Linked DNA regions of Homo sapiens: region 2 is linked to region 1. Evidence: chromatin contacts called from ENCODE Hi-C or POLR2A ChIA-PET data. All regions are on one chromosome and are shown on one strand. The core of a region is the stretch at or near the end of the contact, and the rest is flanking DNA. Distances in the headings are between cores, read along the strand shown.

Region 1 (4,769 bases), core at 1,587-4,086:
CTGTAAGGGCTACCAAAGTATTCTAAGGTGTTTAGCAATATCTGTGGCCTCTGTTCACTAGATACCAGTATTGTAATCCCACCCTGACAATTATGACAACCAACAATGTCTCTCAATATTGTCAAATGTCTCTTGGGGGACAAAATCATCCTCGGTTGAGAATCTTCTCCTTGGAACACACTATTCTTGAGTCTCAAAACACTTAAAAATAGTCAAGCAAATAGAGTCTCTATTTGAGTAAACAGCATTGTACCAATGTCAGTTTCCCGGTTTTGAAAATGCATTACAGATATGCATAACATTTTGTGCATTGGAGAAGGCTGGTACAAGGGAAGTCTCTGTGCTATTTTTACAATTTATATGCCTCGAACTATTTTTAAAGTTATTTAAAAATTAAAGAAAAGGTGAAAAAAATGAATAAATGAATGTGTGCTGAAATGTACACTTCTTTCTCATTTTTAATAGAGTGTATTTGATTTCCTTGAGGGTAGTAAACCTCACAGGTTATAGCTCTCTATCCCAGGTGCTTAGTATAGAAAACCTTCAGGAAATATTTGAAGTGTTTTAAGGTAATTTAAGAGCAGCTCAGAAGACAGGAACTCATGGATATGTATTGACCACTTAGTAATCTCTTGAAAGAAAAGAAGTTACCTTTCTCCATAAAGCAATAAGCAAAAGAAGACGACTAAGGAGAAAATAAAAAGAACAAGGAAGAAATTTGGATTCCTGAACTCATTTGATCTATTTAACAAAGGGAAGCACATTTTAAAGTTGAGAAAGAAAGAAAAATGGAAGGAAGGAAGGAAGGAAGGAGTAGGGAGGAGATATGGAAAGAAGGAAGAAGGAAGCGAAGGGAAGGGAAAGGAAAAAAAGGGAAGGAAAGGGAGGAGGGAGGGAAGGAAGGGGGAAGGAAGGAGAGAGAGAAACAGAGGAAAGCTGAAAGGGAAAAGAAGTTATTCTTATAATGATTCTCTGTTATAAACACATTTTGAGCAGATTGTAAAAAGCAATTCAACAGAAATTAGATTACAAAGAGCACACAGTACGCTAAGTGTGACTGTATTATACAAACAGGGAATTAATTAGTTTAGAACATGGTTTTTCCATTAAGATCTGCAAACATGTGAGTCTTATTGGTGACAGTCTTGGGTCTTTCCCTTAAGGTCATGTGAGCCCTGGCAGCATGACGTTTCTAGGCTATGGTCCTGGCCCACTAGTATCCACTGCAATTAGTCACTTGATCTTTAGGCAGTGACACCTGGATTCGTGGGGGGAATTTCTACATCATTAGAAGAAAACTGCTTACTTCCATTTCAGCATTTGTTTAATCAGTGGACATAGGCAGTGACATTTCAGTTAGGCTGGTACAAAATGGTAATGGAACACTTCCTCATAGGTTTTTTGGTCAAATTTTCCCTCCAAAAATAAAGAAAATGGTTTTAATTTTACATTAATGCATTAAACCACTTACTAATAATTCTAATAATCAACAGCTAATAGATCTGTGGAGTGTTTCCATCACTCTGATAGCTTATTGGGCCATACTACAAATGTATTATTTTATTTTAATATGATCACATTGGATTTGATTTGCTTGGGCTGTTATAAAAAGGCTTCGTGGTAATCTCTGGTTGTAAATCATGGACACCTGGCAGTTTGTTGGGGTTTTTTTGCTCGTTTTTTTTTTTTTTTTTTGAGATGGAGTTTTGCTCTTGTCACCCAGGCTGGAGTGTAGTGGCGCGATCTCGGCTCAATGCAACCTCCGTCTCCCAGGTTCAAGCGATTCTCCTGCCTCAGCTTCCCGAGTAGCTGAGACTACAGGCGCCAACTACCACGTGTGGCTAATTTTTGTATTTTTAGTACAGACGGGGTTTCCCCATGTTGGCCAGGCTGGTCTCGAACTCCTGACCTCAGGTGATCCACCCACCTCGGCCTCCCAAAGTGCCGGGATTACAGGAGTCAGCCATCGCGCCTGGCCCTGGCAGTATTTTTTTTTAATGTACCTGTATTCAGATGAAAAGAGGCTAGAAAGATGTTTAAGAACTCCAAGCATTCTAAATACAAATAACATATGATGAAAACTTCAGATTTACAGTTGACAAGTTTGGCCAGAGCTGAGAGCATTCATAATATATTGTTTTATCTTTATCATAACCCTATGAGTTCAGTAATAGTTTTTCTATTTAACATAGTAGGACATTTAGCTTCAAAGAAGTGAAACAATTTGTTTAGTGTTGCACATATGAGAAAGAACTGTATTTCAACTCTGGTGTGAATTCAAACTTGAAGTCCATACGCTTTCCGTTTTCCACTGCTGCCTGTATGGACGCACGCACACGAACAGTACTGATACTGTGAAAGGAAAGTATGATGAAATTGAAGAACATAAGCAAAGGGGTGCCCATCCCTCAGGGCTGGTGCTGCCTGCTCTCTTCCTCACGGTTACCTAAAAATTCATCACGAGGAATCAAGGAATCCAGGAGAGGCACTTTCTATTACAACTCTGCTAGCAACTGGATTTCCATCACAAGTACCAACAAGGAAATACCCGTGCAAGCCTTCATAAGGCCCTCCAATCTCATGCCCGATTTCTTCCTACACAATAACCCCATGCCTGCCGCTCTTGTAATGAGAGCAGCTTTGCCACCCCCTAGTCCTCTCGTTTTAATTTCTGCTCTGTAGCATCCTTTATCACAAGGGAAGCACAGACTCAGCCATTCTCCCAGCATCTCTCCATTATCAAATACACTTCTTGTTCCCACTACTGGCTGCTTGGGGAGATGTTAACTGATTCCCTGGTTTAAATCTGCAGCACTTCAAAAGACTTTTCTGTCTTCACTAGCGCCAGTGCCTGGCACATGGCCACAGCCAGGAAGCTGAGGTTTGCTCTTGAGTCCCAATGCAATCATGCACTGTCTGCTTCTCGCTGCTCCCAAGTTCTGAAAGTGTTTTCAAAAATCCTCTGTGTTGCAAGAATGAAAATTGACTCAAGATAGCCAGAACCATCCAGCTGCTGAGAAAAACCTATCTGCAACAGAGCGATTAGAGAGGAACGTTTCTGCTGGAGGAAGGGCAGGACTTGAATAGCCAGCGAAGTCCTTCTGTGAAGAAGGAGAAGTGAGGAGGCCGGGATGACTTCTCCTCATTCCAGCATTTATTAGTCACTGACTCTGCACCACAGTAGGCTGTGGCAGTGCAGAGCTTCCACAAAGAAACACATGCTCCTGAACATCTGGCAGTGGACAAATCAACCACGCAACAAATATGATCCTGGAGGTGCCTGGGCAAGGGGCTGGAGACAACTGGAAGAGAGACACAATGCCTGTCCTCAAGGAGATGACTTCTTCAAAGAAAGAGAGGGCAGACAAATTCATCTTTATAATGGTTAAAGAGAAGCACGCCTGGCTTGCCTTGTGTTTGGCAGGGTGGGGGGCACGCATGCCTGCCCATTTGCGTGTGTCTCTAGTCAGTGTGAGGTTATGGCAGGAAAGGCAGGGTTGTCTTAAACAGGCTTTAACTGTAAGGATATGGGCACTGTACGCAATGAGAGTATCTCATACAACTAGACCAGCAGCCTGGAGGTTGGGGACATTCACACCACTTGAGCCCCTAGCATATTCCAAAGGGAGTGGGGCTTGGAGATCAGACTGCAAGATAAAAGTGCGACGGAGAGGAGGCAGGCCTCAATGCTGCAGGACTGGGCCTGGACTTGCTCTCTGCAGGGTTTCTTAATTTTCTGTTTAGAGAGTGGTCTGGTTAGTTCTGCATCTTAGAAAGGTCCCTCTGGCCACCATAGAAAAGCGGGATCAAAGCCAGTGAGACCTAAGGCAGAGGAGTCAGTGAAAGAGTCCAAAACAATTGTTCCAAAAAGAGGCCACTGGGGCCTGAGTATCGGGAGCACTGAGGCCCAGCTTTGCCCTCGTCAGTCCTGCAAGACACACTGATCAGTTAGATGGGAGACTAGAGGGGAGAGATGAACTGAGGGTGACTCCTGGTTTCTGTCTTAAATGTCAGGGAATAATAGCAGATAAAGAATGTATATGTGTGTTGCGGGTGGAGTGGGGCAAAGAGGATGCTAACTCTTCATGAATAGCCAGAAGATGAATTTAGAAGTCCCTGGATATGCCCATCACGAGCTTAGGTGAGATGTTAGGGATTCTAGGTCCAGATTTGGGAGACAGAAGAACGGACAAGGTTGCCCAGGATTTTGCAAAGGATAGAAACTCCAGGGAGCATATCTTCTCAAGTAGCAGAAGGCTCAAAAAATTTCAGTTATCTCAAAGGGGCAAATGTGCTGCAAGATGTAGAAGGCAGCAGAAGGCTGAATTGGGGACCTTCTTGACAGCCCTCTCTGCCCAAGGTCCTGTCAGGTCAGCTGAGCCTGCTTGTATGGCCCTTGAAGCTCAGTGATCAAATGAGCACAAAGGAGATAATAACTAACAGCTAGTTTATAAGGATGAAGAGAAATTTGCATACAGTATATACAAAGTGCTTAGTACATAACTGGTGCTTGAAAACAGGCATTATATTTTCGTGTGTGTGTGCGTGGTGTGTATGTGTGTGTGTGTGTGGTGTGTATGGGTGAGAATGGATAAGCCCCCTTTTTCCCCTTCTTTCTGATCCATGGGAGACTCAGCGTTTTGTTCTGACTGGTGCAAAAGGCAATGAAGAGTGGAGAACAACAGGGCAAATTGTCCAAGCATAACTCTGCTGTGGTTCATAGAGGAAGTAATGAGTGGGCAGGAGCACAGCTAAAGACTGCGCTCCCC
Region 2 (4,560 bases), core at 1,709-4,208, 130 kb before region 1:
ACATGTCCACTCCACACCCTCATCAGGATCCCAGCCCAGTCCACCCTTACTCCCCAACTAAAGGGAAGATAGTTCTTTCTCCTGGGGCCGTGATGTGAGGCCTGGGAGGAAATGTTGTCTTTTGGGAAATAGCAAAATTGTGTGACTACATTAAAGTCAACACTATTTATCTTCACCTCTTGTCCTATGGGCTGACAAAGGGACACCACTGTTGGGCCCAACCCCCGTGCACAGCTGCAATAGAAAGAAGGCAGGGACTGGTACTTTCAAGTGTCAGACCTTTTGTGCTGACTAGTTTATGAGGCTGATGTCAAGCACTGCAGTCAATGAAGTCTTTGTCCTAGGTGTACAGGGCAGGACAGTGGAAAAACTGTCCTCTCTCATATCCCAGGCCCATCCATCTTCCCTTCACCCTGTTTCTCAACTTTCCTATCTCTTAAGCTGACGGAGAGAGGATCCCTCCTGGGTTAATGTACTGGAAAATTGCTCTGCATGTATATGAGGAGGTCCTTTCCAAATGAAAGAAAAAAAGAAAGAAAAAAAAACTGGGAAGAAGAGTCGTTTTTCCCACTGAACTCGTTGGCCTTATGCTTGTGGGTCTGACCCTGATTAAGAAAATCTCAATGTCCTGCTAGGAGGTTTATTGTGAAGTTTGGCAGAACGCACTTCCGATTGAATTTTTTTTTATTATTTGTAATCAGAAAGTGGTTTTGAACAGCTCCCATCACCCACCCCACCACCAACTACCCTGACCTCAAGTGTGCACGTGTGCACACACATGAACACACACACACACACATCCAAGACCTTGCCTTTGAAGAGACTCCATATGCTTACATCCAATTCACCTTGGAATAATCTATTCTCCTCCATGGGGCTGGTTTCCCCAAGGCAATTGCATATAAATAGCAAACAGATTGTTTTCATGCAGTTACATGGAAAGTTAGACTGCATGAACTTTGTTATGCATGGAACCCAGAAGAGCGGGTGTTACGTGATATCACTCGATTATTTTTACTTTTTTTCTAGCTAAAAATAATATCCTCTATTTTCTAAGCTTCTTCCCCCACTCACAGGTTTTATTCCTCTATGGGAGGCCTTAGGTTAAAACAAAAAGTCATGCTAGTGGTTAAGGCATCAAGTATGTATGCTTCTGAAATAAAAGCTGGCAGTGGCACCAAGGGATTTTATAAAACCCAGCTGAGTCCTTCCAGAAACTTCCATGCAAAATTTATGGGAAATGGAAACACATAACCTGAGTAATTGTAACCAATGCAAAATGTGTGTTTTAGATGCCAGTAGACACACAAATGTTCTTCTGGGAAATAAAAAAAAGTAGTGGGGGTTTGGGGATTTGGGGGCAAGTGAGGATTGTTAATGGGTAAGAAAACAATAGAAAAGATGAATAAAACCTAGTATTTGATAGCACAACAGGGTAACTACAGTCAATAATAATTGTATATGTTATAAGTTAAAGAGTATAATTGGATTGCTTGTAACACAAAGGGTAAGTGCTTGAGGGGATGATACCCCATTTTTCATGATGTGGTTATTATTTACTGCATTCCTACATTAAAATATCTCATGTACCCCATACATATACACACCAACTATGTACTCACAAAATAATTTTTAAAAAAATAAAAAGAATTTAGCAGCTTAGTGCATTTTTTGTTGTTTCACCCCCATTTTCCAGTAACTACTTTATGATTTCATTAATTATTAATTTGGCCAGAGACATTGGAAATAGGGCATTTTACACATTTAAAATGTACTTATCTTTATTTATAAATCTGTTTATTTTCTCCTGTCTTTGGTGACAGGAGAAAATAAAACCTAAGACTTTTAAAGGATCATAAAGAGCATAAAAGTGACTCAAACAAAAAAAGGTCAATAAAAGAGTGAAATCAATGTTCACCGCTCAACCTCCCGTGGATGGTGAGTTCTGTCCTCGTGTTGAGTTTAGGACATCAATGACTGAGGCAAAACACCACATCAAGTTATAATCTCCTGACGACTGAATGATCAAATTGTCTCTCTTGTTAGGAAGTTTGTTACACAGTTACAACTGACTTTTTATTCTGTTGGCGATGTGAAAAGTTGACAAGTTTTTGTGAAATGACTCCATTCTACCACACAAAGCAGTTCCTGGGTTTGTTCTTCCTCTCTTAATCTTTCTCATTCTATACTTCTCACTAAGATTTTTCCCCATAGAAATCTAATTTTCTTTTCTGCAGTTTCAGATGCTGCTCCACTGACAACCATGGGGCTCATTTAAATATTTAGCAAGATTATAAAATGAAATGGGGTGAAGCTGACAAATCACACCCAGGAGAGGGCGGGGAGAGTCGTTAAGTCAAACACAGACGTTAATAGGAACCCCTAATCTCTTAGCCTGTCCCCTTTTGTGGAAGGAGGTCAGAAGCACTTGGTCCCCAGGCCGGCTCCCTAAAGACTCTTAACAAGCAGATGTTACTGTAACATGCTCAGGGAATCAAGCATAAATATGACCCTTGACCCCGGTTGTCAGCTGATCCACTGAGTCTCTTAGAAATATACTCTTAACTTTTCTAAACTCCCACTCTTTCCCACCATCCCCCTCCGTTTCGCCCGGCGCCTCCGCCTCGGGTTTCTATGCCTGTGTCTCCAGCTTTGGAGCTTGCACAGTTGCTCTCAGTGTGACCTTTCTCTTCACAGAGGTCAAAGGCCCGAGACCCTAGGCTGGCCTCTTTTCTTGCTAAAGGCCAGCTGATGAATCATTCCCAACTTGAAGGGAACAGAGGAGAAGGGAGGGCTCTGAAGGCCTTTTGAGAGAAACAACTGTGGCCTATACATCAGCACTGATGCTGTTCTGACACTTTGAAAACTCACGTTCCTCTCTGGGAACCACAGGGAGAAGGGAAGAGAGGAGGGACAGAAAGGTCTCCCTCACTAGGATAGAATAAATAGGAACAAGAACACAACACCAGGCTTCGGGGTTGTGTAATGGGACACTGTTCAGGAGAGAGAGAGAGAAATATAAACACTCTTCAACACACACGTACGAATCCTCCCTTAGGTTTCAGTTTTCAGGGTCACATTTCACAAAACAAGAAAAAAAGTGTGTGCTTTTCCCCCACTGCAATGAGTTTGGTCAAGAGGATTTTGATGAACTATTCAGAATTTTCTTGCTTGTAATTTAGAAAAATATTGGTGATTTAATTTTTAATAATAAATTATGTATATATGTCTCCTTTAAGACAAACCCATCATGGTAGAATGGGGACGGAGGGGTTGGAAGCTATGACAGCTGCCTAAATTACCTAGAAGGCTTGAGATTCTTTATTGCTCTATTTTTTCTATATATAATGTTCTGGTTTTGACTTTTAATCTGTGAGTGGTGGGTATTTTACCTGCAGTCATTTAGAGAGTCTTCAGTAGCCTACAGGAAAGGTAGGGTTTGAGAATGTCACTGTGGGGCACAAAATGCAGGAGGCTGATTCAGCTGACTGTTCAGGCCCCAGCGTGAAAGAAGCCCTAAGACAGTTCCCACGAGGAGCCCCAAGGGAGCCACACTGCTTGGACCAGGACCTGATTTTGCAGTTTGGAATCCACCAATTTACAGGTCGTCCAAGAATTAATTGTTGTGATTCTCTTTCACCTTTTCTTTCTTTTTCTTTCTCTTTCTTTTTCTTTTTTTCTTTCTTTCCTTCCTTCCTTCTTTCTTTCTCTCTCTCTTTTTCTTTCTTTCTTTCTTTCCTTCCTTCTTTCTTTTTTCTTTCTTTCCTTCCTCCCTTGTTTTTCTTTTTCTCTTTCTTTCTTTTTCTTTCTTTTCTTTCTTTCTCTTTCTCTCTCTTTTTCTTTCTGTCTCCTCTCTTTCTTTCTTTCCTTCCTTCCTTCTTTCTCTTTCTTTCTTTCCTTCCTTCCTTCTTTCTTTCTTTTCTTTCTTTCTCTTTCTTTTTCTTTCTTTTCTTTCTCTTTTTCTTTTTCTTTCTGTCTCTCTCTCTCTCTTTCTTTTTTTTTTTTTGTTTGTTTGTTTGTTTTGCTCTTATTGCCCAGGCTGGAGTGCAATGGCGCGATCTTGGTTCACCACAACCTCCACCTCCCGGGTTCAAATGATTCTCCTACCTCAGCCTGCCTAGTAGCTGGAATTACAGGCATGTGCCACCACACCCAGCTAATTTTGTATTTTTAGTAGAGACAGGGTTTCTCGATGTTGGTGAGGCTGGTCTCTAACTCCTGACCTCAGGTGATCCACCTGCCTCGGCCTCCCAAAGTGCTTGCATTACAGGTGTGAGCCACTGCGCCCGGCTTCTCTTTCACCATTTTAAGAAATTCAAAGAAGAACTAAGGAACAAGCTATGCTCTCCAACATAGTGCGGGTTTGGAAAAAAATTTGATTCATATCGTCTTATCAAAACTTTTTAAAAATGGCCTTATATTAGGCTTTGCTAACGCCACATTTCTTGCATTAAATTGACTTTAGTAAGATACAAAATTAAAAATAGGAATATTTCCATTTGCTTAGAAAATATGTTAATGAATAGAAATGCTCTCGCTTCCTTGCTTTTTCTTTCCTTC

The links. A loop is a pair of places that touch in the nucleus more often than their neighbours do. ChIA-PET counts read pairs that join two places held with the same protein, here RNA polymerase II (POLR2A). Pooled maps may share reads with other maps.
Region 2: a loop to region 1 is called in a map with no recorded cell type, with 9 times the contacts of the local background. The contact joins two enhancer-like sites. A Hi-C loop is called at or near these places in 6 of 37 single-sample maps with no recorded cell type and 4 of 50 pooled maps. POLR2A ChIA-PET finds 5 or more read pairs at or near these places in 1 of 52 experiments (A673).

What each region holds. Positions count from the first base shown.
Region 1 is chr15:95,969,340-95,974,108 of GRCh38, forward strand. No RefSeq gene overlaps it. Among named protein-coding and RNA genes, the nearest start is that of NR2F2-AS1, 360 kb to the right of the region's middle. Within about 2 kb of position 2,837, at least 4 of the 41 ENCODE cell types and tissues checked have a DNase peak (open chromatin) inside an H3K27ac peak, as active enhancers do.
Region 2 is chr15:95,843,438-95,847,997 of GRCh38, forward strand. No RefSeq gene overlaps it. Among named protein-coding and RNA genes, the nearest start is that of LINC00924, 410 kb to the left of the region's middle. Within about 2 kb of position 2,959, at least 10 of the 41 ENCODE cell types and tissues checked have a DNase peak (open chromatin) inside an H3K27ac peak, as active enhancers do.